2 separate regions of the Homo sapiens genome follow, and region 2 is linked to region 1. Evidence: read pairs that join two places in POLR2A ChIA-PET (ENCODE). Cell type or tissue: K562. All regions are shown on one strand. Region 1 overlaps ARHGEF12 (Rho guanine nucleotide exchange factor 12). Region 2 overlaps GRIK4 (glutamate ionotropic receptor kainate type subunit 4).

Region 1 (4,000 bases):
GTGCAGTTTGCTTATCCTAAGTTACTCTTGTTTATAGGGTAAGGGATAAAAAGCATATTGATTCCTTGACCACATTTCATTCTCAATTTAATTATGACACTGCATGCTAGTCCCAAATTTGTCAGCTTGCTTTATTTTTAAGTCAGTCTTCGAATTATTACACCGTGAAAAAATAGATCAAGTAACTGAATTAGAGGGCCAAAGCTCTTTGATGAAAAGTGCAACAATAGTGCTTCTGCACAAAGTAGTCTTAATTTCCTAATAAGAGTTTTACCCAATTGTAAGACTCATTTGTTGATTTTAAAAGGGCCAAATTCCATTATCATACCATAACAGCTACTCCAGAAACAGAACTTCCTCTTCCTGTTGATGCTTTCCAGCATCACATGAATGTTCACTTAAAAGAGTCTGTTAAATATTTAAAGTATTTATATTTACTCTTTGTGTATTTTTCAAAGTGGGTTTTCATTTTCAATGAAATAATTTTTAACTTTTCCAAGAATACACTTAAGATAAGTATTGACAATGCTTATCTTACTTTCTTCTGGTTATCCCCATTTTTTTCCTTTCAGGGTGTTTTGCTTCTGAGAAATCACTTTTACGGGTGTGGGGATAATTGTTTTCCTGCTTCATTCAATTCTCGCTCTTTCTGTTGAGCCTGTAAACAAAAGTCTTGCTAGGAACTAATGTAATGTTGGTTTTCATTGCGATGCTGAGGTGTTTAATTTATGGAAACAGAACGGACTCATTCCACACACAAGTGAGTGAAAAGCCCTCAAGTAATGGTTTTTCTTCAGCATTGCTTCTCAGGGATTTTCCTTGTCTTCTCGTTATCTTGGAAATAGAATCTTGGAATTTGTATCCTCTTTATAACGTAGATGGCATATAAACATTCAATAAATATGAAATTACTGAAAGCCTGTTTCTTTTCTTTTTCTTTTTTTTTTTTTTTTTTGGCCAGGCACTGTGCAGGCACAAGAGATTACAAAATGAATATTGTAAGATTAATCTGCAAATTGGTTTGGGCATTAATGTTTTTTGAACTGGTTCAGGTGCTGCTGCCTAATTTTACATTTTTTTTTTTTAAAGAAAAGACCTTGGAAAGCCAATTAATAAGCACTGCTGAGACCTGTTTCGTAGGATTTTTTTTTACTAGGGTCTTTTTTTATTAAGAATTATTCTTATTTGACCACATTTAAATATATTTTGTAAATATAAAGCATCCATTTGCTGTTAAGAGAGTAGTTGTTCCTAATATGAATATATGTTGGGGTGAAATCTGGAGGTACTGGTTTAGTATTATTTCTCTGCCAAGGTGTCTTAACAAAGTTACGAGTATATAATAGTTTCTAGCTTTCTGTCAGCCCTACCTCATCCTTTTTTCGTAGTGTCTAACTCTTACTGTAGGTATATTTTGCTGACTCTAGAACTGTTGGAAAATTAACAGCACCAGTGTAGCTTTTTAGATAGAGATCCTTTCAAGTTTGAAGTGCTGTATGTGGTATGGCTTTGTTTCGTAGAGTGTGCAGAACCACCAGGCCAGCTGTGTGAGTTAGAGTTCTTTCATTGTGGTGCTTCTGACTACAGAGTCTGTCTGTCCTCAGTTGAAATCAGACTAGCTGGTTTTGGGCGTTGTTCTGTTTTGCAGTTTGTGGCAGGCGACACATGGCTGAACAAGATAAGGGTTTTATTCTTGTGTTAGGGACGTGCTGGGGCTGGGATGGAATTCAGCTATGTTTAGGCTCTGATTGGTCACTTTGGATACTCAGAACTCTGTTACATCCTGTTATTATTTTGCAGTTAAATCAACACATTAACTTGCTCTCTTCTCTTTCCCTTCATCTTTTACTCCCCAGTCCGCACCCCTTAAAACCTAAAACTCAAACTTTTTAAAAGACTTTAAACTCAAACTATGTTCATGGTAGCTATTACTTCTATGTAGTATATCCAAACAGCTTTAAAAAAAATGGTAAGCAATTTATGAGCCCTGGAGTCTGTAGTTTTCATCGTTTAGAATGAGCACTTGACAAGTGTAGAAATGTCTGATTGCTGCTTTTTAGTCTGCATTGATTGCTGCATTCAGTCTTAAAATACATCCTAATCGTTTCCAATCCTCCTACATGTCTTTCTTGTATCCCTGAGAATTTAGGGGTCCTATAGCAATTGGAATTTCTTCTGAGAGGTAGACAGGAGAGAATGCCCTTTTAGTAGACTCAGTAAATGATTTCAGGCCAGTGTCTATAACATTGAATTTTCAGGGACAGTACAGGTAGGAAAGTTATAGGGTTCTTCCTTGAAATAAATGGACTTTTGTTTTGGCTAGGGCTTATGAATTTTGTAGTTTTTGATTTATAGATAAAGACAGGTTTTTGATACAATTTTTTTAAAGCACTGAATTCAGCTTTGAGCTGTTTAACTTAAGCAGATTTTTAAAGTGAGTGTGGAAACCTGTGACTTTATATGCCTGTACCCAGTAATTAATGATACTTTTCATTAGTGATACTTTTTCTGTCAAAATTGCTGTATAATGGTTTTGATTAAAAAAAAAAGAGCTACTCATGTTTATATGTTATTTTCAACGTTGCATGAGTCATCTCTCGGCAAGGTGAAATTATTTGTAACCTTTTCTTGTAAAGTCAGCCAGTCCATAAATACAAAATTGAAATGGGGGCCAAAGATCACAGTGTTAGTTTTGTATTCAGTTTTATCTTTGCCTTTTTAGTTCAGTATAAAATCTTGAGTCATAAAGGTATGCAATAGTACATTCACTTGTACAGTTTTACATGAGTCAACATGCAGAATCTAAAGTAACTTTTTTTGAAAGTACAGTGTTGTAGTCTTCCTGATTAATGGTACATTTATATGATGTTCATATTCAGTAAGGTGACAAGAGAAGCTTTATTTGAAATCATTACAAAAATATGTTAACCTTGGAATACCACTTAACACATTGGTGGTTTCCGGTTGTTAACATGTATATACCATCGAGTTAACATGTAGGTTTTTTTCTTTTTTGAGTCTTGCTCTGTCACCCACGGTGGAGTGCAGTGGCGTGATCCCCTCACTGCAACCTCCGCCTCCCAGGTTCAAGCGGTTCTCCTGCCTCAGCCTCCTGAGTAGCTGGGATTACAGGCACCCACCACCACGCCTGGCTAATTTTTGTATTTTTAGTAGAGACGGGGTTTCACCATATTGGCCAGGCTGGTCTTGAACTCCTGACCTTAGGTGATCCACCCGTCTCGGCCTCCCAAAGTGCCGGGATTACAGGCTTGAGCCACCGAGCCCAGTGGTTTTTTTTGTTGTTGCTGTTGTTGTTTTTTAACTAAGTTTGAGTTTTCAGTTTAAAAAATGAAATTTGAGGCAAACATTCATGGAATCCATAAATGGTGAATTTTACATATGTTTCTGTGGAGCATTGCGATTCCAGGGAAAACAGTTGGAAAATATTTCATTGTACATATGTGGTTGCCTCTTCTAAATGTCATCCAGTGGTGGGTATGAATTGCTTCCCAAACTGATACGGGTCACAGAAACAGCAAGATAACATACTGGTTCCCAGAGGTAATTGAAGGGACTCTTTTGCATCATGGTTGTCTGACATTATTAGAAATGTTTCTTATATACTTGCTTGTTTCCTAGAAATTGACCATGACACATTTTCAAGAATAGTAGCTTAACTTCTTTTGGTCTTTTCTGTTAAAACTTGGTTTTGATGATGTTCCTGAGCTTTATTTGAAGACATGCTCCTTTCCCTTATAATAATTACAGGTTTTCAAAATAGTGCCATGTGAGTTAAAATTTTTAAATCAACAAAATTATATTTTTGCCTTCTTTTGAGTAAAATACCATCATGTAGGTAATGATATCCTGTGGTAGTATAATTCTTTAACATTTACAATATTTTCAGTTCAGTACAGGGCAGATCATGCTTCTGTCATTTACACTTTAAGCTAATTCATACAGTTTAAGTCAAGATTTTAAGTCAAGATTATAAAACTAG
Region 2 (4,000 bases), 230 kb after region 1:
CAAGCTTGTAAAAAGAGAGAAACAATCCCTATATTTTTGGTCCCTGGGAAGGAAGTAGGGTGGACAGCAGCCTTAACTTTCTGGAGCAAAATGTGAACTTTTGAGAGCTGAAGACCAAAAGCGGGTTCAGCTTTTGAACTCGTTTTTTTTAAACCAACCTAGGCCAAAGGCTGGGAGAAGGCAGCAGCAGCCAGCCCTGTGTTACAGGTGGGATAGATGGGTGCTTTGCTCACGGTCCAGCTGGTCTCCCCGCAGCTGCTAGACCCCAGGAACTTCTGGAGCTCCCGTCCTTGGAGCCTCCTCTCAGGAAGTTAGATGTGGCACTCAGGGTTAGTTGGCTCTGAATTCCCCTCCACCCTTCCCCAGGTCATTCAGAAGCCTACCTCCTGAGCTACCCAGGGCTCTGGAATCTCCACCTGCTGTTTCACTGCTGTTTGCACCAGTTCTGGCGCCTCCCACACCTGGGGTCGGTTGTGCCTCCACGCCCGCTCTGAGCACAGTCACCGTCTGGGCCCCCTCTCCAGTGACACTCCAGGCCTAAACATTATTTTCCCATCGCGGAGGAGGTGTTCCCGGTGTGTCTCATGAATTTAACACAAGCTGCCGGAGAGCCTTTGAAAGGTTAGGGGGTGGGTAGGGAGGCAGTTTATGTAGTGGGGAAGTTGGGGTGGGGGAGGCAATGTCCCGGAGGAGTGGCTGGTGGCCTGAGGAAGGGCCCGGGCGCGCAGGCGGCGGCTAGCGCTGGAGCCCCAGCCAGCTCCCTCTCCCCACGTGCGCGCTAGGCCTTGGTTACTCTGGCAACTCGCCCCGCTCAGACGGCACCAGGCAGCTGAATCCAGCCCCTTGTTACGGGGGAAAATGCTCTCATTGAAGCGCCGGAGCGCAGCTTCTGCCTTTTATTGCAAGCGGCGCCACCGGATTCCATTTGTAAACTTATTAGTGTGCGCTCGCGGGGAGGGGGCTCGGGAATCCGGGCCCGGGCAACCGGCGCCGCATGCTAATCAGGGGGCGCCCGCCCCCGCTTTGCCCGTGGCCCTCCTTTCCCGATTCCCCGACGTTTCGGGAGGAGTGGGGTCGGAGCGCAGGGCTGGGAAGGGTCTTAGGACCCAGGAAGGAGACGGGTGCCTCCCAGAGAGGACCCCATCCCCTCCGAGGTCCGGGCGGCTCCCGGCCTCTCCCTGGGGTGCCGTAGCCCCCCTCGACCCGCCTTCCCGCAGCCGCAGTCGTTCGGGCCTGGAGGTGGCCGGGCATCGGTGCCGACGCCGCGAGGGCAGCGCCCGCGGCGGGAATACTAATGCACCCTAAAGGGCACGGCCGCCGCCGCAGCAGGTAATTAGCTGGACCGCGGCGGAGCGCGCGGAGGTGGCTGCTGGCTGCAAGGACTGCGCCCAGCCTCCGCCTCGCCCCTCGAGGCTCCCGCGTGGGCCGGCGGGCAGTGCGTGGGCCACAGGAAGCGGGCTGACTGGACCCGGCTCAGGACTTCGCACAAGGGCAGCTCTTTGTTTACAGCTCCTCTCCCAGCTCCCCGCTTTCCTTTCGCCCACCGCCTCCCTTTTCCGGCGATCGGCTCCGCCGGCTGCGGGGGGGTGGGGGGGGTGGGGTGTCCTGTGTAGCCGCCCACCTCCTGTCCCGGCCTCGTGCTCCCGCTGGGGACTGTTTGCGGTGAGTCTGTCGCACGCACGTCAGGGCCGAGGCAGTGATGCGGGGCAGCGTGGGAGGACGGGCTGCGGAGCCCGCGTCATCCTGCCTGTGGGGAGCGCTGTGCCTGCTCTCCTGCCAGCGCGCCCAGCTGTCCCGGCCGCCGCCACGCGGGACTGCCTGCCATGTCGCCACCGGCTGCTGACCTCATTAGGCCTCATGTCATGGAGGAGCCGGCGATTAAAGGACTCTAAGAACCAGAGCTAAGTGGCTGCAAAGATACTGACAGCCTCCCTAGAAGCCCACTTTCCAGTGAGCTGCTGCATCCTCTCCTCCTTTAATTAGCAGGAATGCGCTGGACAAGTTGTTACAACTGCAGGGAAAACGATAAAAGATGGCTTTGTATTAGTGTGGCAAATTTTATTAAACCGGGAGAAAGGGTAACTGAAACATGACAGCCGTGTGTGTAGTGCCTCCTGAATTTGTAATAACCCAATCTTGTTCTGAATCATCCCTGTGTTGGCTAAAGGAATATAAAGCGTTTTACAGATCCAATATTGTACGAGGTACAACAGAACACAGCCGAGTGAGGAAGGACGACAGGTAGGAGAAGGGGGCCTCCAGCGCCCGGCAGCGCTCACGGTTAATGAGACCGGAGTAGAAATACAGGGTCTGGCTGCAGGCTTTGCCTCACTAATTACTCCTGCCCCCTGGCTCTTTTCTACATCTCAGTCTTTCCACTTATAATTCAGAGGTAATACCTGGCCACATGAGAAAACTTAACTAATAGCACGTTAGTTGCCAGGGAATGGACAAAACCATCTTTTCCTATAGAGAGTGAAAAGCAAGACAGGAAATCTAGGAGAAAGAGTTGAGACACACGTGGTTATTCTGGGCTTGGGGTGTGACTTTGGTATTAGGCTGGAAGGATGATGCTATGTTTCCTACCCCTTGAGCCGTGTTGAAAGTAGGCGTCATTGTCTCTAGGATAAAAATCTGAGCCAGGCCCACAGAGGTTAAGTTTTATATCCAAGATACAGTAAATGGCAGCCTGGATTTGTGCTTTGCACTTTAAAGCCTGTTCTTTGCCTATTACCCTAGGCCTCAGATTTTATTTGACAAATGAAAAGGCAAAAAATTCTTCATTTGTAGAGGCCGTTTAGTGAACAGTTGTAGCTCTATGAGCTGTAAGGGATTTCCAGAGATCTTCTGATCTAGGCAAGATATTCTTTATTCTGCTTTTCAGAGGAAGTAACTGGAGTCCAGAGACGTTAGGCACCCTGTCCAGGGTCATCCAGCCAGGAAGTGACTGAGAAAGGAGGCCAGACTTCAAATTCCTTCTGACTGAGTAAGGTCTCAGGTGTCAGATAAGCCCATGCTGGTGTTAAAATAGACTATTTAAGGTGATTGCCAGCTAATCTACGGACGAAGTTGGGCCAGCCTACGATGTGGTTTGGACCCTCCAGATTTGGAATAAAGAAGGTGCTGAGCATATGTGGCACATACTGTTCCAACAACTTGTAAACCCTTTTTTGTCTTGAGGTTCAGTTTTCTGAGTGGGTAGTACAATAAAGTGGTTTCATTACTGGTGAGCAATTAATGGGTTGACATCAACTAAGAGGGAGAGTCTAGGGACATATCACAAGATTTTTTTTCTTGTTTATACCCTCAGTTTTTTTTTTTTTTTTGAGACGGCGTCTCACTCTGTTGCCAGGCTGGAGTGCAGTGGTGCGATCTTGGCTCACTGCAAGCTCCACCTCCCGGGTTCAAGTGATTCCCTTGCCCCAGCCTCCCGAGTAGCTGGGACTACAGGCGCGTGCCATCACACCGGCTAATTTTTGTTTTTTGTATTTTAGTGGAGATGGGGTCTCACCATGTTGGCCAGGATGGTCTTGATGTCCTGACCTCGTGTTCCGCCCACCTCGGCCTCCTAATTTTTTTTTTTTTTTTTTTTTTTTTTGAGACAAGGTCTTGTTGTGTTGGCCTAGCTGGAGTGTAGTTGCTATTCATAGGTGTGGTTGTGCTGCGCTGCTGCCTTGAACTCCTGGGCTCAAGTGATTCTCCTGCCTCAGTCTCCTCAGTAGCTGGGACCCCAGGCCATGCCATCACATCCAGCTTGTTTTTTGATGTTATTTTTTTAGAGATGCGATCTTGCTCTGTTGTTCCCTAGGCTAGAGTGCAGTGGTGCGATCATGGCTCACTGCAGCCTTGACCTTACAGGCTCAAGCGATCCTCCCACCTCAGCCTCCCAAATAGCTGGGAATGCAGGGGTGTGCCACTACGCCCAGCTAATTTTAATTTTTTGGTAGAAATGGGATCTCTCTGTATTGCCCAGGTTGGTCTTGAACTCCTAGGCTCAAGC

What was found. ChIA-PET counts read pairs that join two places held together with the same protein. Peaks named below come from ENCODE experiments on the same cell type or tissue, not always from the same donor. Only the 100,000 strongest peaks of a DNase experiment are listed, where the experiment ranks them.
Region 2: POLR2A ChIA-PET joins it to region 1 with 5 read pairs; 3 of 35 experiments call an interaction of 5 or more read pairs at or near these places.

The regions. Positions count from the first base shown.
Region 1 is chr11:120,338,069-120,342,068 of GRCh38, forward strand. The region is part of intron 1 of ARHGEF12 (Rho guanine nucleotide exchange factor 12); the gene reads left to right. Among named protein-coding and RNA genes, the nearest start is that of ARHGEF12, 3.7 kb to the left of the region's middle. In K562, no CTCF peak of the experiment used is centred here; a DNase peak (open chromatin) is centred at 1,733; H3K4me3 peaks cover 1,909 bases.
Region 2 is chr11:120,563,397-120,567,396 of GRCh38, forward strand. All of the region lies in intron 1 of GRIK4 (glutamate ionotropic receptor kainate type subunit 4), which reads left to right. Among named protein-coding and RNA genes, the nearest start is that of GRIK4, 54 kb to the left of the region's middle. RefSeq lists enhancers at 1,152-1,732, 1,733-2,312 and a silencer at 1,332-1,601. In K562, no CTCF peak of the experiment used is centred here; no DNase peak of the experiment used is centred here; H3K27me3 peaks cover 2,949 bases.